Linked DNA regions of Homo sapiens: all the other regions are linked to region 3. The links are chromatin loops, found by intact Hi-C in ENCODE. Cell type or tissue: GM12878. All regions are shown on one strand. Each heading gives the region's core, and the rest is flanking DNA. Links, peaks and the distances in the headings are about the cores only.

The links. Peaks named below come from ENCODE experiments on the same cell type or tissue, not always from the same donor. Only the 100,000 strongest peaks of a DNase experiment are listed, where the experiment ranks them.
Region 1: it touches region 3 in a loop (6-fold over the local background); 1 of 110 quality-filtered maps calls a loop at or near these places.
Region 2: it touches region 3 in a loop (7-fold over the local background); 1 of 110 quality-filtered maps calls a loop at or near these places.

What each region holds. Positions count from the first base shown.
Region 1 is chrX:46,788,487-46,796,690 of GRCh38, forward strand. No RefSeq gene overlaps it. Among named protein-coding and RNA genes, the nearest start is that of SLC9A7, 33 kb to the left of the region's middle. In GM12878, for the core only: no CTCF peak of the experiment used is centred there; a DNase peak (open chromatin) is centred at 4,155; H3K4me3 peaks cover 649 bases; H3K27ac peaks cover 1,848 bases.
Region 2 is chrX:46,649,565-46,657,768 of GRCh38, forward strand. SLC9A7 (solute carrier family 9 member A7) reads right to left here. Exons shown (of 17, transcript NM_001257291.2): 8 at 4,045-4,150; 9 at 1,752-1,840; 10 at 1,546-1,659. Among named protein-coding and RNA genes, the nearest start is that of CHST7, 80 kb to the left of the region's middle. In GM12878, for the core only: a CTCF peak has its summit at 4,114 (motif pointing right); no DNase peak of the experiment used is centred there; H3K27ac peaks cover 1,894 bases.
Region 3 is chrX:46,710,534-46,718,737 of GRCh38, forward strand. The region is part of intron 1 of SLC9A7 (solute carrier family 9 member A7); the gene reads right to left. Among named protein-coding and RNA genes, the nearest start is that of SLC9A7, 44 kb to the right of the region's middle. RefSeq lists enhancers at 1-617, 3,612-3,711. In GM12878, for the core only: no CTCF peak of the experiment used is centred there; a DNase peak (open chromatin) is centred at 3,328; H3K4me3 peaks cover 2,235 bases; H3K27ac peaks cover 4,893 bases.

The sequences.
Region 1 (8,204 bases), core at 1,557-6,556, 78 kb after region 3:
GGCAAAACCCTACTAAAAATACAAAAATTAGCTGGGCATGGTGGCACGCACCTGTAATCCCAGCTACTGGGGAGGCTGAGGCAGGAGAACCGCTTGAACCCAGGAGGCGAAGGTTGTAGTGAACCGAGATCGCACCACAGCACTCCAGCCTGAGTGACACAGCAAGTCTCTGACTCAAAAAAAACCAAAAAACAAACAAACAAAAAACACCTCTGCATGCATCACATCTGCTAACATCCCATTGTCCAAAGAAAGTTACATGGCTAGCCTCAGAATCAAGGGGCACAGAAATATACTCTGTCTCTTCGATCAAAGGAGTTTCAAAGTTACGTGTCAAAGGTACAGATACAGGAGGAGGAGTGAATAATTGGGAACATTAATGCAACCAGTCTACTAAAATCATGGTGCGAGGCTCTAATCTTTGGCACCCTCCCTGGCCGCAATGCATTTTGTGACCTCAGTCTTCATTCTTGCACATCACTTTGATATCATCATTACTCTCCCAGCACATCCTTTCAGGATTAGCTCTAGGGCTGGTCTAAGACACAGATAGATGAATGGGCCACTGATTTGCATTCCAATCTCACAGCTCTAAGCTCTGAAAAGCATCTGGCCCAGGCTAGGCTGGTTTAGTTGAGCCGTGGGTGGGAAATAAGGGCTGTGCTCATGCCTAAGGGTCTGAACTGTTCTCTGTCGCCAAATTGCTGAGCTTTCAAAAGCTGGATGTGACCTTACCTCACTCAGACTTGTTATTTACAGCTGTGTTTCCACTAGTGAGGTCGTTTTGGGGATCTGGAGTCAAAAACCTTCCTCTGTCACTGGAAAATATTTACTGATTTCTAGCTGTGTATCTGACCATGCTAACTTCTTCTTTTTTTCTTTTTTCTTTTTCTTTTCTTCTTTCTTTTTGATGGAGTTTCGCTCTTGTCACCCAGGCTGGAGTACAGTGGTGTGATCTCAACTCACTTCAACCTCTACCTCCAGGGTTCAAGCAATTCTCCTGCCTCAGTCTCCCGAGTAGCTGGGATTACAGGTGCCCACCACCATGCCCAGCTAATTTTTTGTATTTTTAGTAGAGACAGGGTTTCGCCATGTTGGGCAGGCTGGTCTTGAACTCCTGACCTCAGGTGATCTGCCCACCTCAGCCTCCCAAAGTGCTGGAATTACAGGCGTGAGCCACCTTGCCCAGCCTGCTAACTTCTTTTTATATGCTTTAGATCAGTCATCATCTGTATGTTCTCTCTTTCCATCTGAACCAAATTCTTGACTTTCCTCAATCCTATGGCTATGTGATTCCTAAAGTGTCTAAAACAGGCTGGGCACAGTGGTTCACGCCTATAATCTCAACACTTTGGGAGGCCGAGGCAGGTGGATCACTTGAGGTCAGGAGTTTGAGACCAGCCTGGGCAACATTGTGAAACCCCATCTCTACTAAAAATACAAAAAATTAACCGGGTGTGGTGGTGGGCGCCTATACTCCCAGACACTCGAGATGCTGAGGGTAGAAGGATCACCTCAGCCAGGGAGGTCAAGGCTGCAGTGAGCCATGGTCATGCCACTGCACTCCAGCCTGGGCGTTAGGAGTAAGACCATGTCTCAAAAAAATAAAGTAAAATAAGTAAAGTGTCTAAAACACTATGATCATTTTTCTTCCATGTCAACTTATCCTAAATTACTGACCTGGTCTTCTGTAAGTACTTAATGTTGGTGAGCATTGTGCTCCAAACTGAGCGCCCAAAGTGTATACCAAAGCATATTACGGGTTGGATGATCAGACTGGACTCTAAGCTCAATCTATGCAATAAAAGCTGAATGGAGAGTAAAGCCATATCAAACCTTAAGCTAGCACAGAGAGACAACCTGACTAGGCAGAAAATGTATGAGCATTCAAGACACTGGGCCCAGTCAAGGGCAAAGTTGGTAGGAGATAACATGGAGGTAAAATTCAGGAGTCCAGATAATGTCACACATTTGGGTCCCTAAGAAGCAGACACTGAGACGAAGCTTAGTTCGCAAGATATTTATTAAAGAGCGTCCTTACAGACAACACCTGCAATGGAAAGGGAAGGATGGAGAACAGGTCAGACAGAAAAGTCAAGCTGCAAAATAGGCCCAACGGTCTCAACCAGCCTCATGAGAAACGATAGAAATAAAATGACCCTTCAGAGTTGTCTAAGGCTGGGCCAAAAAGACCAGGCCTTATATTCCCGCATCCATCAGTCACTGGATATGAGCCACCAGGAGGTGCGTCATCACCTTGAACGGGGCGACTCTGCAACTGAGGCAATCTCTGAAAGGGCCAAGAGCTGAAGGCTGCCTACCTATAGCTGTCCTAGCAACTGGGACGAGTTTCTCCTTGGTGGGAGACCTGAGAGGTGGATGACAGTGTTAACCACAGACAGCAATTTGGAGACCTTATGTTCCTTTAAAACGCTTAAGTTCCTGCTCCTATAGGTTTGCCTGAATCAATTTTTTTTTTTTGAGCCAGAGTCTCACTCTGTCGCCCAGGCTGGAGTGCAGTGGTGCAATCTCAGCTCACTGCAGCCTCCGCATCCTGGGTTCAAGTGATTCTCCTGCCTCAGCCTCCTGAGTAGCTGGGACTACAACTGCACACTGCCACATCCAGCTAATTTTTTGTATTTTTAGTAGAGACGGGGTTTCACCATGTTGCCCAGGCTGGTGTCAAACTCCTGAGCTCAGACGATCCACCCACCTCAGTCTCCCAAAGTACTGGGATTACAGGCATGGGCCACTGCACCCGGCCCTCCTGAATCAATCTTAAATGCAGGGCCCCAAGCTCAGTCTCTGACAGCAATTCTACAGTGTTTCTTTCAGTCACCTCTGAGATTGGAGTTCTTTTTTTTCCGTCATTTTTGTCCAGTCTGATTTATTATTTGGGAATCATGACATAACTTTGCAGCTATAAACACATAGAGCTTAACATGTTGTGGCAATTTAAAAACATGTCCACAGGCCGGGTGCGGTGGCTCACGCCTGTAATCCCAGCACTTTGGGAGCCCAGGCAGGCGGATCACTTGAGGCCAGGAGTTTGAGATCAGCCTGGCCAACATGGTGAAACCCCGTCTCTACTAAAAATACAAAAATTAGCTGGGTGTGGTGGTGGGCACCTGTAATCCCAGCTACTGGGTGGGGGGAGGGGCTGAGGCAGGAGAATCACTTGAAGCTGGGAGGCGGAGGTTGCAGTGAGCCAAGATCATGCCCTTGCACTCCAGCCTGGGTGACAGAGCAAGACTGTCTCAAATAAATAAATAAATATATGTCCACAAATTCTTTGATTCTTCTTCCATTGAGAAGTGTGGCTTATGCACCTTTTCTTTGAACTGGGACAGGATTGTGACTGGTTTGTAGCCGCTAGAAAGAGGAAGAAATGATGCCGCATGACTTCCAAAGCTAGGCCAGAAAAGGCGAGGCAGCTCCTGACTTCTTCCCTGGGACTTTGACTTTTGAGTCCCTAATTCACCATGTAAAAAGTTGGATTATCCTGAGGCCACCATGCTGTGGGACAGTCCAGGCCATATGGAAAGGTCACATAGAGGTGTTCTAGTCAGCACTCTCAGCTGAGGTCCCAGCCAACATTCAGACACGTAAATGGAGATACTTCCTTGTGGTTCCAGCCCCCAGCCGCTGAGTCACCCCAGTCATCAAGTCTTCCCAGCTGAGGCCCTAAACATCGTGGAGCAGAGACAATGGACTCCCACTGTGTGCTTTGTCTGAACTCCTGACCCACAAAATTAGTGGGCATAATAAGGTGGTTATTGTAAGCCTCGAAGTTTTGGGGTAATTTATTACCAAGCAATTAGGTAGCCAGAACACGCAGGATACAAAGCTTACTATGAGCAATGATAAATGCTCTGGACAGCCTGTGCACGCTTATAGAATATGTTCTGTGTGTCTTTTGGCTCTGCAGGGACCTGGAAATGACTCAAAGAAATTCTTCCTTTGGAAGAATTAAAAAGTAGAATTTCTAGATTTAAAGCCTAGTTTTTGGAGGTCTACTGTGTGCTTTGCTTCAAGAGGCAAGTTTGTGACAAATGAAGCCCAGCCATTCTAAAAAAATCCAAGCATGTAGATGCCTCAGAGGATGTAGGAAATTAGTCATTAACCACACAAGTTTAGTTCCTGATCCAAAATACTGTGTGCATGTTTTGCAATTTAATCTGGTTGGCACTGGATTTTTGTTTCATTTTGCATTGACTAAACATAAGATACAGGTTGGCCCAGTTGCGTTAGTCATAAAATATATCAAGCCATCTTAGTTAAATAGCTTTTAAAGCTAAGAATTTTCTCTCTGGATAAAATAATCTCATTTAGATAATGTTTCCAGATACCTCCAAGTGAGCGTGAATATCAGTGTTTGAGCAATCCAAATGAAGGAAGTCCTTTTATTTTCATAGCAGCTAAGATAATTTATATCATTAACAAACAGAAGAAGTGAGGAATTCCACTTTCGGTTTTAATTAGAATGTAAAGACTCATTAAATGGAAGGAACTGAAAACCACCATCTTCAACAGGTCATAATGTACCCAATGTAACAAGTAAAATGCCTCGGGAAATTGCAGAGCGAAATTTTCCTGGTGCTCAATATGGTTTAAATTCTAGGGGTTGGATTAAGGAAAATATCTACCTTATTACCTATAATGTCTCCCTACTTATTCTAATCAGATACTTTAGAGAAATTGTTGGAGATCACTTGCCAGAAACATACCTCAAGGTTTCCATCTCACCTCTGAAAAGTGACTTAGAAGAAAAGTGACTTTTGACTCCAGTCAAACTGTTTTCTTCTAAACCCTTGACGTCAACAATTTTTACTTAACATGAAACCTATATATTGCAAACAATTTCTCTTCCTACTTAATGATATTGGGGGATGATATTGGGGGATCTTCCCGATAATACTATGGTAGGACAAGTTGAAAGAAGAAAAACCTCAAAAAGGTATTCTTTGTCACTTCAGTCAGTAGGCAGCATTTGATCCTGAGGTTACAGGGCTGAGAAAATGAAATGGAGAAAATATGTATTGAAGGCTTAGAGGTGGCAGGAACTATTATTATCACATAGAGAACTAAAGCCGAGAGATAGTAACCTGCGCAAGATCATGTAATCAGGAAGGGGTAGGGCCAAACTTTGAACACTGGGGCACCTTTGACTAGGAAGCAGTACTGCTTCTTGGAACAGAGCTTATGAAAAACGGGGCCTAGAAACAGTAGGAAACATTTGAATACACAAGAGTATGGTTACCCCCTATCACATCCAAGGAAAAACAGAGGAATCAGGTAGATCATGAGCTGGTTGTTTTGCATCTTTCTATTCCATTTCTTCTGTATTCACTCATCAATTCTAGCATTTGTCTCTCTATGCCTTGTTAGCCCACTCATCCTCCACTTTCCTAATCACCCTTCCTATAGCCTATGCACTTTGAACACAGAGACCCACCCCACTCCATCCTAGTTGCTAGGAGAACTTAACAAGGTAAGGTATTTCACAATAGAACTGTGTAAATTGTAAAGTGCCATTTAAATGTGAGGTATTATTATTATTTATACTAATTTGATGTTGCGTCCTGTTCTACCACATTGCCTGGAATGGAATCTAATTCTTCTTCTTTTTTTTTTTTTTTTTGAGACAGAGTCTCGATCTGTCACCCAGGCTGGAGTGCAGTGGTGCAATCTCGGCTCACTGCAGCCTCCGCCTCCCTGGTTCAAGTGATTCTCCTGCCTCAGCCTCCTGAGTAGCTGGGATTACAAGCACGCGCCACCACGCCTGGCTAATTTTTGTACTTTTAGTAGAGACGGGGTTTCACCATGTTGGTCAGGCTGGGCTGGAGAGTTTTTTGTTTTTTTTTTTGTGGTAAAACACACTTAACATAAAATGTACTTTTTTTTTTTTTTGAGACAAGGTCTCACCCTGTCACCCAGGTGCAGCAGTGCAGTGACACGATCATGACTCACAGTAGTCTTGATCTCCTGGGCTCAAGGTATCCTCCTGCCTCAGCCTCCTGAGTAGCTGGGACCACAGGCACGCACTACCATGCCTGGCTAATTAAAAAAAAATATGATTATTATCTCTATTTGAGACTGAGTCTTGCTCTGTCACCCAGGCTGGAGTACAGTGGTGCAATCTCGGCTCATTGCAACCCTCTGCTTCCCGGATTCAAGCGATTCTCCTGCCTCAGCCTCCCAAGTAGCTGGGACTACAGGTGCCCGCCACCACGCCCAGCTAATTTTTGTATTTTTAGTAGAAACAGGGTTTCACTATGTTGGCCTGTCTGGTCTCGAACTCCTGACCTTGTGATCCACCTACCTCGGCCTCCCAAAGTGCTGCAATTACAGGTGTGAGACACCTCGCCTCACTATGTTGTCCAGGGTGGTCTTGACTTCCTGGGCTCAAGTGACCCTTCTGCCTCAGCCTCCCAAAGTGTTGTGATTAAAGGCCTGAGCCACCACCCCTACCAACATGTACTATCCTAATCATTTCTTTATAAGGATATAGTTCAGTATCGATAAATATATTCACATTGTTGTGCATCCAATCTCCAGAACATTTTCATCCTGCAAAACGAAAATTGTAAGGCCAGGTGCGGTGGCACATGCCTGTAATTCCAGCACTTTGGGAGGCTGAGGCAGGTGGATCACTTGAGGTCAGGAGTTCAAGACCAGCCTGGCCAATGTGGCAAAACCCTGTCTCTACTAAAAATACAAAAATTAGCTGGGTGTGGTGGCGGGCGCCTGCAATCCCAGCTACTCGGGAGGCTGAGATAGGAGAATCACTTGAACCCAGGAGGTGGAGGTTGCAGTGAGCCGAGATCACGCCACTGTACTCCAGCCTGGGCAACAAGAGCAAGACTCCATCTCAAAAAAAAAACGAAAACAAAAAACAACTAAAACTGTATATCCATTATCCATTAAACACCAACTCTCCATTTTCCCTTCCCCTCAGCTCTTGGTAACCACCTTCTACTTTCTGTCTCTATGAATTTGACTACTCTAGGTACATCATATAAGTGGGATCATACACTATTTATCTTTTTTTGTGACTGGCTTATTTCACTTGTCACAATGTCCTGAAGGTTCATCCATGTTGCAACATGTGTCGAATTGCCTTCCTTTTTCTCTTTCTTTCTTTCTTTCTTTTCTTTTCTTTTCTTTTTTTTTTTTTTTTTTTGAGACAGAGTTTTGTTCTTGTCACCCAGGCCGGAGTGCAATGGCGCAATCTCGGGTCACTGTAACCTCTACCTCCTGGGTTCAAGCGATTCTCCCACCTCAGTCTCCCTAGTAGTTGGGATTACAGGCACCCGGCACCATGCTCGGCTAATTTTTGTATTTTTAGTAGAGACGAGGTTTTGCCATGTTGGCCAAGCTGGTCTTGAACTCCTGACCTCAGGTGATCCGCCCGCCTTGGCCTCCCAAAGTGCTGGGATTACAGGCATGAGCTACTGCGCCCGGCCCCTTCCTTTTTAAGGCTGAATAGTATTCCATTCTATGTATATACCACATTTTGCTTATCCATTTATTCATCCATGGACATTTCAGTTGCTTCCACTTATCCTCAGAGCTTTTTAAAATTAGTGCCACTCCCAGTTCACACAAAAATAAATGATCCCCACCCTTTCTACCCTGCTTCCTACTCTGCACTGCCATTTGTTTGTCAGAGGCTGACCCTCCTCCCTTCTTTCTCCTATGCCTTCCTCCTTGCCTTGAGGATGGTTTCACTCCTATGCCACCCCTCCTTTCTTTTGCATCCATCCCTGTTCCCTGCCAACCAACCCCAACTCTGGGTCTTTTATTTTATTTTATTTTAAAGACAGAGTATCGCTCTGTCACCCAGGCTGGAGTGCAGTGGTGCGATCTCGGCTCACTGCAACCTCTGCCTCCTGGGTTCAAGTGATTCTCCTGCCTCAGCCTCCCGAGTAGCTGGGATTACAGGCGCCCGTCACCACGCCTGGCTAATTTTTGTGTTTTTAGTAGAGACGAGGTTTCACCAGTTTGCTCAGGCTGGTCTCGAACTCCTGGGCTCAAGCTATCCACCTGCCTCGGCTTCCCAAAGTGCAGGGATACAGGCATGAGCTGCCGCGCCCGGCCTGGGTCCTTCATTTTAGACACCAGATGCTAATCCTGGGCTTCTGGAAGACCCTTTCACGTTTCTTTTTCTGCTGGGAAACACATCATACCCTCTTCCAACCACT
Region 2 (8,204 bases), core at 1,458-6,457, 61 kb before region 3:
AGCTACACACTCCCCTGGTCAGAGAAGGGAACCCCTGTGGGAGCCAGAGGAACAGGGAGCTTCCGTTTTGGCAAAACACCAGCTGCAGGAGCTGCAGCTGTTTCAGACAGAAGCCAGGGCGGAACTATCTTCTCTGTCTCCTGCAGGGTAAAGCACTGCCTGTTTTTCTTCCGTTTTCTTTGTTTTGTTTTAAGCAGAAAGAACCAGGTAATGCTTATAAAGTACATTCCATCCCAGAAGAGAAACAAAAGTCCTTAAGTGGTAAGCAGCAGTTAGGATCTGCAGAGGACCCGGCTTGGCCTCTGCCAGGCCCTCATCTGTAAACAGGGCTGTGCTCTCACTATCTCTCACAGGGTGTCATGCTAGGAATACAAATCAAAACAACATGCAAGGTCTTTCTCAAAAAAGAATAAAAACACTGATCTTGCAGATTTTTAGCTATTAGTCTGGTAAGCATGGAAATCCAAGAAATGAGCCACTGGTTTAAGCGTAGGAGGCTCTCACGCTAGAAGGATTCCAGCATTGCATTAGGCCACTGTCACTGTCCAGCAGCTTGGTGAGTGTCAGTCATTCCTGCACAATAAATTAAGCCCAGAAGAGAAAAACACTGCTTTTTTGCCAGCATTCCAAAATCTAAGGATAATCATGAGGCCTCAGAAAAGGCAAATGTGAATGTCCAGCAATAGGGGACTGCGCTCAGTATCTTGAAATCAAGCCCCAGAAAAGTTCACTTTAATAAAAACATAGTATCTGAGGCCAAGTGAGCAAAACCCTCAGCTGTCCATCCACTGGTAGGCACATGAGAAGCCAATCCCCCAAACTATGTCTATATTCCAGAAACTGCATTTACAATGGGCCCAGACCAAGGAACCAAATATTTTTCTATTTTATCTTTTCTTCCCTTCATTTTTCTTTTTCCTTCTCCTTTTTTTTTTGGTGGGGGCGGGGAGAAAGAGTCTTTCCCACCATGATCTGCAGCAGCAGGGAAGCTTGAGAAAAAGTAGGGTCACTGCCTGCAGGCAACCCTGGGCAGTGTGAGGAAGGGCTGCCCATACTGCAGACGTAGTCATGAGCAAGAGGAACAGAACCTTTGGGTCATCCAAATCAGGGAACCTCCTGGATTGGAATTCATACAGCAATGAATTGTCAAAAATAACACTGGAGACTGACATGGTTGCTGACTTTTAGATTCACCAAGAAGAGCACTTTACAAAACAATCACCTGCCGAGCACCAGTTTAACAGAAAGGCCATCTTACATAGAAAAGGCAGAAAGGATGATCTTGGAATACATGCAGTCCTTTAAATCAAATACATTTAGTGTTATGAAATGCCACTTAAGCCTTCTTTTTTTCATCATAAAAACCCTGTGAACTAGCATGGAGTTAGTCACCTACCCAAAACAGAAATAGTAATTATTATTTTATGATGGTTTATATTATTATATTATTGTTATTTTATATTATTATTATGACTATTATTACTATAGCTTCTCCAACAGTGGTCGTCTCTGCATGTAGAAAATGGTGGAACAAGAAAAGGATACAAAAGCTCCGATGATGAAAATGGGGCTGAAAACGTGCTTCTGGAAGGTAAACAGTGCCAGGCCCATGTAGGAGAAGATGAAGTTCTCTGCCAGGAAATGTAACACCTCAAAGAGCTGCACAGAGAAGGGAAAAGGAAGCTGTAACCCTGCAGTTCCCCCTTCCCTGTGTTAACAAGCAACTCGTGAGTACCAAGCCTCTCTCTCACCTGCTTGGTTCGACTTCTTGATTCCACCGACAGATTGTTGTAGGTGTAATGAGCTTGTGTGATTCCACAGAAAAGGACAGCTACAACACCTGTTAAAACATCCCCCCAAAAAAAATCAATGGAAAAAAAAGAGGCAGGGGAAAAAAAAAACCCTGCTAGAACAAAAAGTTAAGGTAGGCAAGCCTAGCATATCCAACTTCCTGAATATTTTTGAAACTTTCCTATTGCTGGGTCGGGCGCAGTGGCTCACACCTGTAATCCCAGCACTGCAGGAGGCCAAGGCAAGCAGATCGCTTGAACCCAGGAGTTTGAGACCAGCCTGGGAAACATGGTAAAACCCCATCTCTACCAAAAATACAAAAAATTAGCCGGATGTGGTGGCGTGGGCCTGTGGCCCAGCTACTAGGGAGGCTGAGGTGAGAGGATCGCTTGAGCCTGGGAGGTCGAGGCTGCAGTGAGCCATGATCACGCCTCTGCACTCCAGTCTGGGCGACAGAAGGCAACCTTTTCTCAAAAGAAAAAAAAAAAAAAAGAAAAAGAAAAAAAAGAAAAAAAAGTTTCCTATTACTACTGAACACTCCTACAACCCCTCACCTCTCAACCTTTGTGTCTCCCAACCCTGCCTTCCTTCAAAGCCAAGTACCTCAACATCCCCTCCTTGTTCCAGTTTTAAGGGTATCTCCTGCCTCCTCTAAACTCCTCCAACTACCATCTGTAGTTGGCATATAGCATTCATTCCTTCAAAGAGACTGTGAGGGCCCATCCAAATTTTTGCCATATTCCTCACTGTTTTTAGAATGAATGAACTGAATTTCAAACTAATGCTTTATATACATATATATTTTTTGAGACAAAGTGGATTATATATTATATATCCCTCAGTGGACGGCAGTGGCATGATCTCGGCTCACTGCAGCCTCTATCTCCAAGGCTCAAGTGATCCTCCCACCTCAGCCTCCTGAATAGCTGGGACTACAGATGCACACCACCACACCCAGCTAATTTTTGTATTTTTTTGTAGAGATGGGGTTTCTCCATCTTGCCCAGGCTGGTCTTGAACTCCTGAGCTCAAGGGATCCACCTGCCTTGGCCCCAAAGTGCTGGGATTATATAGGCATGCGCACTGTGCCTGGCCTAGATTTTTTCACAGTCTAGGGCTTTAGACAAAATAGATCAAGAGTACTATTCCATTTATCCAAGCCCCGATCTTCTATATTTCTGGTTAATGGTAACCATTTTGTTGTGCGAGACAAATGACACACCTGGGACTTTGCCTACACATTTACAGATAACTGTTAAATTTTAAGGAAGTGGGGCATTTTGTAATGCTGCATATAAAGATTTGCTACAGTATTTTGAAAGGGTGACAAAAGTACATCCTAAGTACCTGGATTATGTACAGAACTGTACTTGAATTTTCTAATGGAAAAATTCAATGTTTTTTTAAAATGAAAGAATGTGAGGAAGTAAAACCACATGTTTCACCTCACTAATACTATATGAAACTGACACCATAAAAATGTGATATTGAAAAGCAATGATTAAATAGCCCAGAAACAAAACAATGAAAAACCGTGTTCACACTCATCTGAGCAGAGGCAAAATCACCCTTTAAAGGACACATATTTTGCTTGTTATTGCTACTGTTTGCAAAATAACATAGCAATCAAGGGAAATATACAAATAAAATTTTAATAGATTCTTTGCACCTTAACATCTACTTACAGTTAGAATGAGTACTCAAAAATGTAATTGACTTTGGAATGATAAACTTTATCATTAAAATCTACTTTTTCAGGCTGGGCATGGTGGCTCATGCCTGTAATCCCAGTGCTTTGAGAGGCTGAGGTAGGAGGTTCACTTAAGGTCAGGAGTTTGAGACCAGCCTGGACAACATAGCAAATGTTGTCCATCTCTACAAAGAATAAAGAAGTTAGCTGGGTGTGGTACGTGCCTGTAGTCTTAGCTACTTGGGAGGGTGAAGGGGGAAGATCCCTTGAGCCTAGGAGTTCGAGGTTACAGTGAGCTATGATTGTGCTGCTGCACTCCAGCCTGGGTGACACAGCAAGACCCTGTCTCTAAAAAAATAAAATTAAAAAAAGTCTAGCTTTTTGGAAAGTAAATAATCCATTTAAGACAGAACAATAGCCTTGCTCAGCAATCCTCCATACGGACACTTGCTGAACAGTTAAACTCTGTGCAGCTGTTATCTAAGAATTCTTCCCTTCCTTCAAGTTCCCACAGACCCCACTACAGTGAGGGGAAGGGTGGTCCAAGAGTAGAAAAAACCTACCTGTAAATCCGCAGGCTTCTGCCAAGAGAAACGTGCTCCAGGACATGAGGAAGAACAGCGCCGTCTCCAGCAGGGGGAAGCAGTGCAGTTTGGTAAACTTAGTCACGTTGGCATTCTGTCAAGGACCCTGTCTCCAGGTACATGTATCAGGGCCACCAAGAACCATACTCCACTAGCCCAGGACCCCTCCCCAAAGGGCTAGCCTTTCCCTTCAACCTTTTTTTTTTTTTGGAGGCTCTAAAGCTGCTGGAGATTTCTTAAGTAATACAAATTAAGCTTTCCAGTGGAACACAAGTTTTGTAGGGGCTGGAGAGAGGAAGAAACAGGGAGACATTGTTTAATGGGTACAGAGCTTCTGTTTCGGATGATGAAAAAATTCTGAAAGTAGACAGGGAGATGGCTACATGACATTGTGAATGCGGAATTGTGCACGTAAAGATGGTTAAATGACAAATCTCGTTGGCTATATTTTACCACAATTTTAAAAAATTAATCATGTAGGCCAGGTGTGGTGACTCATGCCTGTAATCCTAGCACTTTGGGACCCGAGGCAGGTGGATCACCTGAGGTCAGGAGTTCAAAACTAGTTTGGCCAACATACTGAAACCCTGTCTCTACTAAAAATACAAAAATTAGCCGGGTGTGGTCACACGCATCTGTAATCCCAGCTATTCAGGAGGTTGAGAATCAATTGAACCCGGCAGGCAGAGGTTGCAGTGAGCCAAGATTGCACCACTGCACTCCAGCCTGGGTGACAGAGTGAGACTCCGTCAAAAAAAAAAATTATCATGTAATATACCAAAAGCCATTAAATTTAAATGGGTGACTTGTATGGTATATAAATTATATCTCAATAAGGCTGTTCTTTTAAAAATTCAGAATTCTAGAGAAACTGGCAACTAGTTTTCTGTGCTCCTTGAATGGCCATGGTTCTGAGAGGCATGGTCATGACGTCAGGCTGGCTTGTTGGGTTGGTTCCAGCAGGGCTGTGAAGACAAGGCCTGTGAGACCCTGACCCCTGTGCACCACCGAGGCCACCTGAGTCCACAACAGGTGCCTAAGGAAGGCACAGGAAAGAAAGAAATGCATAATTCTTGAGACAGCTACCAGGTGCTGGTGTCACCTTTCGGGACCAGAGATCCTTCTTGTAACAGTGCCATTCAACACACGGCCAGCATAGAAGCATCTCATGACAGATCTCACTGAGCAATATACGTCTCCAAGGCATCAAAAGGGCCCTTGTGAAGAAAGCAATTTAAATCTGCGCTATCCAATGTGGTAGCTGAACACTTACAATGTGGCTAGTCCAAATTGAGATGTGTTGTAAGAGCAACACACACACTGTATTTCTTTTTTTCTTTCTTTCTTTCTTTCTTTTTTTTTTTTTTTTTTTTGAGACGGCATTTCGCTCTGTCACCCAAGCTGGAGTGCAATGGCACGGCCTCGGCTCACTGCAATCTCCACCTCCCAGGTTCAAGTGATTCTCCTGCCTCAGCCTCCCGATTAGCAGGGATTACAGGTGCACACCACCACACCTGGCTAATTTTTGTATTTTTAGTAGAGACAGGGTTTCACGATGTTGGCCAAGCTGGTCTCAAACTCCTGACCTCAGGTGATCTGCCCACCCTGGCCTTCCAAAGTGCTGGGATTACAGGTGTGAGCCACCACGCCCAGCACACATACCATATTTCAAAGGCTTGGAACAAAGATTGAATGTATAAAATCTCATTAATTATTTTTATCATGATTGGGGGAAGAGCCAAGATGGCCGTATAGGAACAGCTCCGGTCTACAGCTCCCAGCGTGAGCAACGCAGAAGACGGGTGATTTCTGCATTTCCATCTGAGGTACCGGGTTCATCTCACTAGGGAGTGCCAGACATTGGGTGCAGGTCAGTGGGTGCGCGCACCATGTGCGAGCCGAAGCAGGGCGAGGCACTGCCTCACTTGGGAAGCGCAAGGGGTCAGGGAGTTCCCTTTCCTAGTCAAAGAAAGGGGTGACAGACGGCACCTGGAAAATCGGGTCACTCCCACCCGAATACTGCGCTTTTCCGATGGGCTTAAAAAACAGCGCACCAGGAGATTATATCCCGCACATGGCTTGGAGGGACGTACACCCATGGAGTCTCGCTGATTGCTAGCACAGCAGTCTGAGATCAAACTGCAAGGCGGCAGCGAGGCTGGGGGAGGGGCGCCCGCCATTGCCCAGGCTTGTTTAGGTAAACAAAGCAGCCGGGAAGCTCGAACTGGGTGGAGCCCACCACAGCTCAAGGAGGCCTGCCTGCCTCTGTAGGCTCCACCTCTGCGGGCAGGGCACAGACAAACAAAAAGACAGCAGTAACCTCCGCAGACTTAAATGTCCCTGTCTGACAGCTTTGAAGAGAGCAGTGGTTCTCCCAGCACGCAGCTGGAGATCTGAGAACGGGCAGACTGCCTCCTCAAGTGGGTCCCTGACCCCTGACCCCCGAGCAGCCTAACTGGGAGGCACCCCCCAGCAGGGGCAGACTGACACCTCACACGGCCGGTTACTCCAACAGACCTGCAGCTGAGGGTCCTGTCTGTTAGAAGGAAAACTAACAAACAGAAAGGACATCCACACCAAAAACCCATCTGTACATCACCATCATCAAAGACCAAAAGTAGATAAAACCACAAAGATGGGGAAAAAACAGAGCAGAAAAACTGGAAACTCTAAAAAGCAGAGCGCCTCTCCTCCTCCAAAGGAACGCAGCTCCTCACCAGCAATGGAACAAAGCTGGACAGAGAATGACTTTGATGAGCTGAGAGAAGAAGGCTTCAGACGATCAAATTACTCTGAGCTACGGGAGGACATTCAAACCAAAGGCAAAGAAGTTGAAAACTTTGAAAAAAATTTAGAAGAATGTATAACTAGAATAACCAATACAGAGAAGTGCTTAAAGGAACTGATGGAGCTGAAAACCAAGGCTTGAGAACTACGTGAAGAATGCAGAAGCCTCAGGAGCTGATGCGATCAACTGGAAGAAAGGGTATCAGTGATGGAAGATGAAATGAATGAAATGAAGCGAGAAAGGAAGTTTAGAGAAAAAAGAATAAAAAGAAATGAGCAAAGCCTCCAAGAAATATGGGATTATGTGAAAAGACCAAATCTACATCTGATTGGTGTACCTGAAAGTGACAGGGAGAATGGAACCAAGTTGGAAAACACTCTGCAGGATATTATCCAGGAGAACTTCCCCAATCTAGCAAGGCAGGCCAACATTCAGATTCAGGAAATACAGAGAACGCCACAAAGATACTCCTCGAGAAGAGCAACTCCAAGACACATAATTGTCAGATTCACCAAAGTTGAAATGAAGGAAAAAATGTTAAGGGCAGCCAGAGAGAAAGGTCGGGTTACCCTCAAAGGGAAGCCCATCAGACTAACAGCGGATCTCTCGGCAGAAACTCTACAAGCCAGAAGAGAGTGGGGGCCAATATTCAACATTCTTAAAGAAAAGAATTTTCAACCCAGAATTTCATATCCAGCCAAACTAAGCTTCATAAGTGAAGGGGAAATAAAATACTTTATAGACAAGCAAATGCTGAGAGATTTTGTCACCATCAGGCCTGCCCTAAAAGAGCTCCTGAAGGAAACACTAAACATAGAAAGGAACAACCGGTACCAGCCACTGCAAAATCATGCCAAAATGTAAAGACCATCGAGACTAGGAAGAAACTGCATCAACTAATGAGCAAAATAACCAGCTAACATCATAATGACAGGATCAAATTCACACATAACAATATTAACTTTAAATGTAAATGGACTAAATGCTCCAATTAGAAGACACAGACTGGCAAATTGGATAAAGAGTCAAGACCCATCAGTGTGCTGTATTCAGGAAACCCAACTCACGTGCAGAGACACACATAGGCTCAAAATAAAAGGATGGAGGAAGATCTACCAAGCAAATGGAAAACAAAAAAAGGCAGGGGTTGCAATCCTAGTCTCTGATAAAACAGACTTTAAACCAACAAAGATCAAAAGAGACAAAGAAGGCCATTACATAATGGTAAAGGGATCAATTCAACAAGAACAGCTAACTATCCTAAATATATATGCACCCAATACAGAAGCACCCAGATTCATAAAGCAAGTCCTGAGTGACCTACAAAGAGACTTAGACTCCCACACATTAA
Region 3 (8,204 bases), core at 1,016-6,015:
TGTGACTCACCTGGAATGCACCTGAGATTCGTTTAGGGAAAACCCAGTCCATTCTGTGGAATCTAGTTTGAAAAAAATACTGTGGGAAAAAAAAGAGAGAGAGAGAGAGAAGAAAGGCTGACTCCAAAAGTCAGATGATGAGATCATGCATGTAACCACTGATAAAGGAAAGGATACAGTGGCTGTTAGTGGGGAGAGGTGGAGTCAAGGCTATTCCAGCAAGGAGATGGACCCATCAGGCTTTTCCAGTCTATTTATGAGCATACCATAACCAATTGCCTCTGTTCTTCCTCTGTCCTTTCTAAGCAACTTTCTGATGACAACCTGGGGTCCCCTGCTACTTGCCTACTCAGAAAAAAAATGCTCTGCTCAGCCTGAACATACATTCTGCTCTGCAACAGCCAAATCTCTTATCATAAATTAATCGATTGGCACTCTGGTTTAGCCTCAGGCTCTCTGAGCCTGATTAACGTGAGCCTGACCCCAAGAGACAGTCACCCAGGCTGCTGACGATTTCAGCTTTTGAGCCAGCAATGGCATTGTCTAGAGTCTGGGCAAATGGAGAAGGCCCCCTGTTGGGGCCTCTTGCAGCCTGCCAGCAACACCTGTGCCACAGGCCTTACCATCAAACTGCAATAGCATCTGTTTTCCCAGGTCTATTTCATAGCTCACTCCTGTTATGACAGCCATGGCTCTGTCCTCCACATTTGTTTTAAGGGTGAGCCACTATTTTCTCTTAATCCAATCACTTCATATGGGGTAAAAGTCACTGTTAAAAGCCAACAGAAAACCGCGTGGCATAAAGCAATCACAAAGATCACAAACATACAGATTCTTCATCATTGAATTGACTGTCCTACTCTGACATAGTTGACTGAGCACGACACACAGAAAAGAGAGAATCCCTTGTGGCTTAGTGTAAAGAGAGGAAGTAGGCTGTATTTCCTCCTTCCCTGGTCCCATTCCTTCCCTTCTACCTCGGAGGCAACTGTCATTCATTTTAGTCTGTATCCAGTCCAGGTTTACTAAATATACATGTCCGCAGATACATAATAAATATTCTTTTGCTCATTTTAACTTACATAAATAGTATCATATAGAATTAGGAAGCAGGTGTAGCTGCTGGAACAAAGACCAAAATAATGGTGGCTTAGACAAGTTTCTCTTTCCTTCACAGAAGAGTCAGTGCATAAGTATTCCTGGGATGAAGTGGTGGCTCCCTACTCCTCCCTCACTACCCCTCCCTAATCTTCCTGCTCTACCACCAAGAGGGTGTTGCCCTCACCATCAGGCCCACGTGTCAGGCAAAGGGAAACGAGAAAACAACCAGGGAAGGCACTCCCTTTAACGGCACAGCCTCTAAATTACACACACACACACACACACACACACACACACACACACACTTCCACTGATATCCTATTGGCCAAGTACTTGGTCATATGATCATATTTGGCTGCAAGAGAGGCAAGAAAATAAAGTCTTCTTTCTGGGAGGTCATTGAACCTTCTAAAAGTCTATTATGAGGAAAAAAATGGAAAGCAGATACTGGGGGACAAGCAGCATTTTCTGTTGTATTAACTGAATGAATTTTGCTGCATCTCCCTTTTTTAACTCCATATTATGTTTTTTGCAGGTTACTGTGTTAGTCTATTTGCATTTCTATAAACAAATACCTGAGACTGGGTAATTTATAAAGAAAAGAGGTTTATTTGGCTCATGGTTCTGCAGGCTGTACAGGAAGCACAGTGTCCACATCTGTCTCTGAGGCGGGCCTCAGGCTGCTTATAACCATGGTGGAAGGCGAAGGGGAGCCAGCATGTCACATGAAGAGAGGGAGCAAGTGAGAGAGTGGGGAGATGCCAGGTTCTTTAAACAACCAGATCCCACCTGAACTAACAGATCAAGAACTCACTCATTAGTGGCAGGGATGGCACCAAGCCATTTATGAGGGATCCACCCCCATTAATCAAAACACCTCCAACCAGGCCCACCTCCAACATGAGAGGTCACATTTCAACATGAGATTTGGAGGGGACAAATAATATCCAAACCATATCAGTTACTCACGTTGAAACATAAATTCATTCATGTTCACTGCTGTTCAGTTATACATTGTGCACTGAGTCTTGTATAAGGGCTCAGTGACAGATTTGCTTTAGAATTTAAGATAAAAATTCTAAATGCAGTGTATTAATATGCCACAGTTTATTAAACCATGTCCCTACTGCTAGACACCTGGGTCTTTTAAATTCACTACATTTACAAAATGTTTGAGTCACATCTGGGGAAATGTTAAATTAGTCAAATGCCAAATTAGGTATACTCAGGCTATTTTGTAAAGCCTTTAAGATGCTCTACACAGCAAGCCACTTAAAATAGAAAACGACAGTACTGAACTATAGCATACAAGGAGGAAGTAAATTTATGGTCCTCCTAGACTTTTTGTTATTGTAATCAAGCATTACATGGTGCTCTGAGTTTCTTGATAACTGAAACAAAAAGGAAGCATTGTGTGCTATTTAATTCTCATAATCTGATAAGAGGGAATAACCAGTTAAGAGAAATAAATGTTTGCTTAATCCTAAATTCTCAAAGCTGTCAGATGGCCCCTTATCCATGGGTCAATTAGCAAAAAAGGATAACATCTTTAACAACCAGTTATATAGAAAATGCACAAGGCAGGCTGGGCATGGTGGCTCATGCCTGTAATCCCAGCACTTTGGGAGCCTGAGGCGGGTGGATCATCTGAGCTCAGGAGTTCAAGACCAGCCTGGCCAACATGGTGAAACCCTGTCTCTACTAAAAATACAAAAAACTAGCTGGGCATGGTGGCGGGCGCCTGTAATCCCAGCTACTTGGGAGGCTGAGCCAGAAGAATCGCTTGAACCCGGGAGGTGGAGGTTGCAGTGGGCTGAGATCACACCATTGCACTCCAGCCTGGGCAACAAGAGTACAACTCCATCTCAAAAAAAATTAAAAAAAAAAGACAAAAGAAAAGAAAAGAAAATGCACAAGGCTTCTCCAGGAGAAATATTCTTGGGTGACCTTTAGCAAGCAGAGGACTTAACATTGAAAGTTTTTTCTGCGGAGGGTCAAGTTAGTGCCCTAGGTTCATGTCAACATGCAGGTCCTACCCAGAAGAGAATATCCATGAGGACTGGACCACTCCAGGAAAGCTGATCTCCTCCAGAACCCGGTGACTTCCCTGTGGTTCGGTACTTTCAGAGACCACACTATTAGTGACTCTAGTATTATTAGGGGATTTTCCTCTCCCTTCTTAATTAACTCAAGGTTTCAAAACGTTTTGGAGAAGTGAAAAGATACTAGTTATTTCTGTGGGTTTTTTTTTTTCGTGACTGTAAAACACCCAAATATAGTATCTTCCTTTTCATTTTTACTCACAGTTGGTAGTTATTTTTCCTAAACCACAGTTACAATACTCTACCTCAATATACTATACTCAATGTTTTCTGCTTCTTCCTACTACTCTAAGTAATGTGCCCCAAACAGAAAAAGTACATTTTAGTATGCTAATAGTTTCAAATCAGTCAGTGTAGTCTAAGAACTACTTACTGGGCACCCACTTTGTATTAGGGGTTTTACTTACAATATTATCTCTTAATTTTCACCACAACTTTATGAGGTAGGGATTATTAACACCACTTTACAGTTAAAAAAAAAAACTGGATCTTCAAGAGTAAGTAACTGCCCTAAGACCACATAGCTGGTAAACTGTAGAAGTAGGATTCCAACTTGCATACTTCCAATTCCAAAGCCAGAGTTCTTTCTGCTATTTCCTGATGTCTCCCAGATGACAAGTAAATTATGGATATTTGGCTCAGCTTTGTAAATAATATACATGCCTACTACGTTGAAGCCCCAAACCTCCCCTCAACACAGGATGCTCTATATAATCTGGCCATAATGAAGCCCCTCCCCAAATTTTATTTCCTACTGGACTCTACAAGGACCTCATCTCCACCCCAATCTAATTTGGCAGGTTTCACTATTGCCTCCATACTTATGGACAACACATATATTTTTTGAGATCCCCGACAAATATTTTTTGAGATCCCCGACAAATATTTTTTGAGATCCTACTATGTCCCAGGCACTGTTCTAGTGTTTGGAGATATATGTCAGTGAACGAAACAAATACAAATTCCTGCTTTTCTGGACTTCGTTATATTTCTAATAAGGGAAGAAACATAAGAAACAAAATAAGTAGATTACATGGTATGTTAGAATACGGTAGGTGCTATGGCTAAAAATAAGGCAGGGAAAGGGTTAAGGAGTGTAGTGTGGAGTAGAGGATTGTGAGTTTAGAAAGAACCAATAGAAATCCTGGAAAAGAAAAACATGACCTTAGCATTTTTATTTCATTTTCAAGTTCAACAGCAGACTAGACACAGTAAAGAGAGAACTGGCAAACTAGAAGATAAATTTGTTGAAAGAGATTCATTCATCAAGCAAATTAATACTTATTGAGCATGTACTATATATCAGACATTGCGCTAGATTAAATTATTCCATCTTGACAAAATTCCTTTCCACTTGGATTATGTTCCCAGGTTTAATTTCAACTCTTTAAGACCCTACCCAAGCTCCTTACTCACATTGATATCTCATTTCTCTCAATAAGTATCCTAAAAATAATTTTTAAAGAATTTTTAAAGTATTTATTTATATCACAGATTAGTCCAGTTCTTAAATTATTCCCTCCCTAACTAGACTGTAAATTCCTTGAGGATCAGACCTATAGGTAAGATTTCTTTTCTATTTCACATGTGGAATAGCACAGTAACAGGCATACAGTAGGCATTCAATAAACACTTGACTGATTTGGTATATTTTTGGGTCCCTATAACTGAACAGCTTTTTCTTTGTAATGGCTCAGTTACAGTTAGTTCCTGGAAATGGTCACAAAATTGTTAATAACTACATTATGATTCACTGATCCCAAAAATATGAGTCCAGTGGTATAAGGTTAAATTCTGAATCTAATCAAATTTTTGCGAATGTGCCCTCATTCTCGGTTAGTTGAAAATGACAAATGTCGCACAGAGTGTATTTTTCAGTCTTGAGAAGCCTTATACATGCCCTCTGACTTAGAATTGACTTACAATTTTTCCCCTTTAAGATGGTGCAAAAGCGATACACATTCAGTAGAAACTGAACTTTGAGTATCCATACAACCATTCTGTTTTCACTTTCAGTATGGTATTCAATAAATTATGAGCTATTCAACACTTTATTATGAAACAGGCATTGTGTTAGATGATATTGCCCAATTGCAGGCTAATGTAAGTGTTCTGAGCACATTTTCGGTCAGCTGGGCTAAGCTATGATGTTTGGTAGGTAAGGTGCATTAAATGCATTTTCAAATTGCAATATTTTAAACTTATGATGGCTTTATCAGGACATAACTCCATCATAAGTCAAGGAACATCTGTACATTACTTAATTTTATTTCTGGCAAAAGTCCTTAAGGCAGGCAGTGCACATATAGACAGCCCCTGACTTATAATAGTAATCTTATTTTATAAATCAAGATGTTGAAGTCTAGAGATATTAAGTGGTCTGCTCAAGTGAAGATGGGTACTGAAGACTGAAGGAGTGACTCAGACCTGAGACTTCTAGATCCCAGTCCAATGCTCAGATGCATAAACCTAGATGCATGATATATCATTAAGGGGATAAGTGGTAAGGTGAGAATTTGCAGGGCCTTAGAGGGCTCTGACTTGGTAAAGATATGCTTATTTTGAGCACGCAAATAGAAACCAGCCAGTTTCTTTATTAAAAAGAGAAGAAACAAACATTGATAAACCAAGAAAGGAATCCCTATTGCCTGCCTTAATTCAATAAACATTCAGCCACTGGATGCTATGAACCCTGAGACGACTTAGGCAGGATCCTCTTCAGTAAGACCAGAAGCTCTAGCACACAGCACAAATGCTGCAACAGACACAGGTGCTACAAAAGCACAGAGGGGAAGGAATTTCCTTGCCCAAGTCTGTTCTCAAATTCCCACTCACTCACCCCCTAAAACACTTTAAATATAGAATCATGCAGACTCTATGGCTATCATAAATGTACTGACTCTTCTGGTTTAAAATATCCATTGTAACCATTAGCAAATTGGAGATCTAACTGATTTATACCCAAACAAGAAGGGACGATTCTGATATCAATAGGCAAATAGTACCCAAGTGGCTTTAAAACCTTATTTGAAGCTATTTTGATCATAATGTGTTTCTTTTTATTTATTTATTTTTTCCTGTTTCTGATTCTAGTTCCCTGCTGTTTGGGGAAGGGGAAACCACCTTGTACTGAAGTCACTTGGCTTCTGGATAAAGCCAGAACTCTGACCAAAACGATAAAGGCTGCCCAGGACAGAAATGAAACAAAAAATCCTAGCCCTACTTCTCCATTGTGGACACCTGGTCTCATGAGTTATGGCAACACGCATCCACCAGAATAACCGCATTTTCCTAAAGAAATTGTGAAATAATTGGGAAGGGGGTGTCCCATTCTTGAGTAAGTAATCAGCATTGCAGACAAGAACTATGTCATAAAAACCAAAGTTGAAATTGTGTTACATATTCCTGGAAAATACTCAAAAGGTGCTCTGAGTTCTATAAGATGGACAGATACATTATACATACTAATTATACCAAAGGTCAGGTGATTAGAAATGCCACATTGTACCACAAAAATCACCCTGATACTTGTGTTAATTTTTCTTGTATTTGTGTAATAAAGTGTTTTGAAGTTTTTAAGAGAAAATTACTGCACAAGGAGCAGTCATCTTCTTAAATGTCCCAAAAAATACTGATGTAGGGTCATCCAAAATCTTTTTTTTGAGACACAGTCTGCTCTGTGGCCCAGGCTGGAGTGCAGTGGCACAATCTCAGCTCACTGCAACCTCCACCTCTGGGGTTCAAGCGATTCTCCTGCCTCAGCCTCCTGAGAAGCTGGAATTACACATGTGCGCCACTGTACCTGGCTAATTTTTGTATTTTTAGTAGAGATGGGGCTTCATCATGTTGGCAAGGCTGGTCTCGAACTCCTAACCTCAAGTGATCCACCCATCTCAGCCTCCCAAAGTGCTAGGATTACAGGTGTGAGCCACCATGCCTGGCCCCAATCTTTATTCATTTCAGAAACATACTTTAAATATTTATCCAACTGCAACTTTCAAGGGCTGTGAAAGACCTCTTAAAGGAGAACTACAAACCACTGCTCAATGAAATAAAAGAGGACACAAACAAATGGAAGAACATTCCATGCTCATGGATAGGAAGAATCAATATCATGAAAATGGCCATACTGCCCAAGGTAATTCATAGATTCAATGCCACCCCCAATCAAGCTACCAATGACTTTCTTCACAGAATTGGAAAAAACTACTTTAAAGTTCATATGAAACCAAAAACGAGCCCACATTGCCAAGACAATCCTAAGCCAAAAGAACAAAGCTGGAGGCATCACGCTACCTGACTTCAAACTATACTACAAAGCTACAGTAACCAAAACAGCAGGGTACTGGTACCAAAACAGAGATAAAGACCAATGGAACAGAACAGAGCCCTCAGAAATAATACCACACATACACAACCATCTGATCTTTGACAAACCTGACGAAAACAAGAAATGGGGAAAGGATTCCCTATTTAATAAATGGTGCTGGGAAAACTGGCTAGCCATATGTAGAAAGCTGAAACTGGATCCCTTCCTTACACCTTATACAAAAATTAATTCAAGATGGATTAAAGACTTAAATGTTAGACCTAAAACCATTAAAACCCTAGAAGAAAACCTAGGCAATACCATTCAGGACACAGGCCTGGGCAAGGACTTCATGTCTAAAACACCAAAAGCAATGGCAACAAAAGCCAAAATTGACAAATGGGATCTAATTAAACTAAAGAGCTTCTGCACAGCAAAAGAAACCACCATCAGAGTGAACAGGCAACCTACAGAATGGGAGAAGATTTTTACAATCTACCTATCTGACAAAGGGCTAATATCCAGAATCTACAAAGAACTTAACAAATTTACAAGAAAAAATCAAACAACCCCATCAATAAGTGGGTGAAGGATATGAACAGACACTTCTCAAAAGAAGACATTTATGCAGCCAACAGACACATGAAAAAATGCTCATCATCACTGGCCATCAGAGAAATGCAAATCAAAAC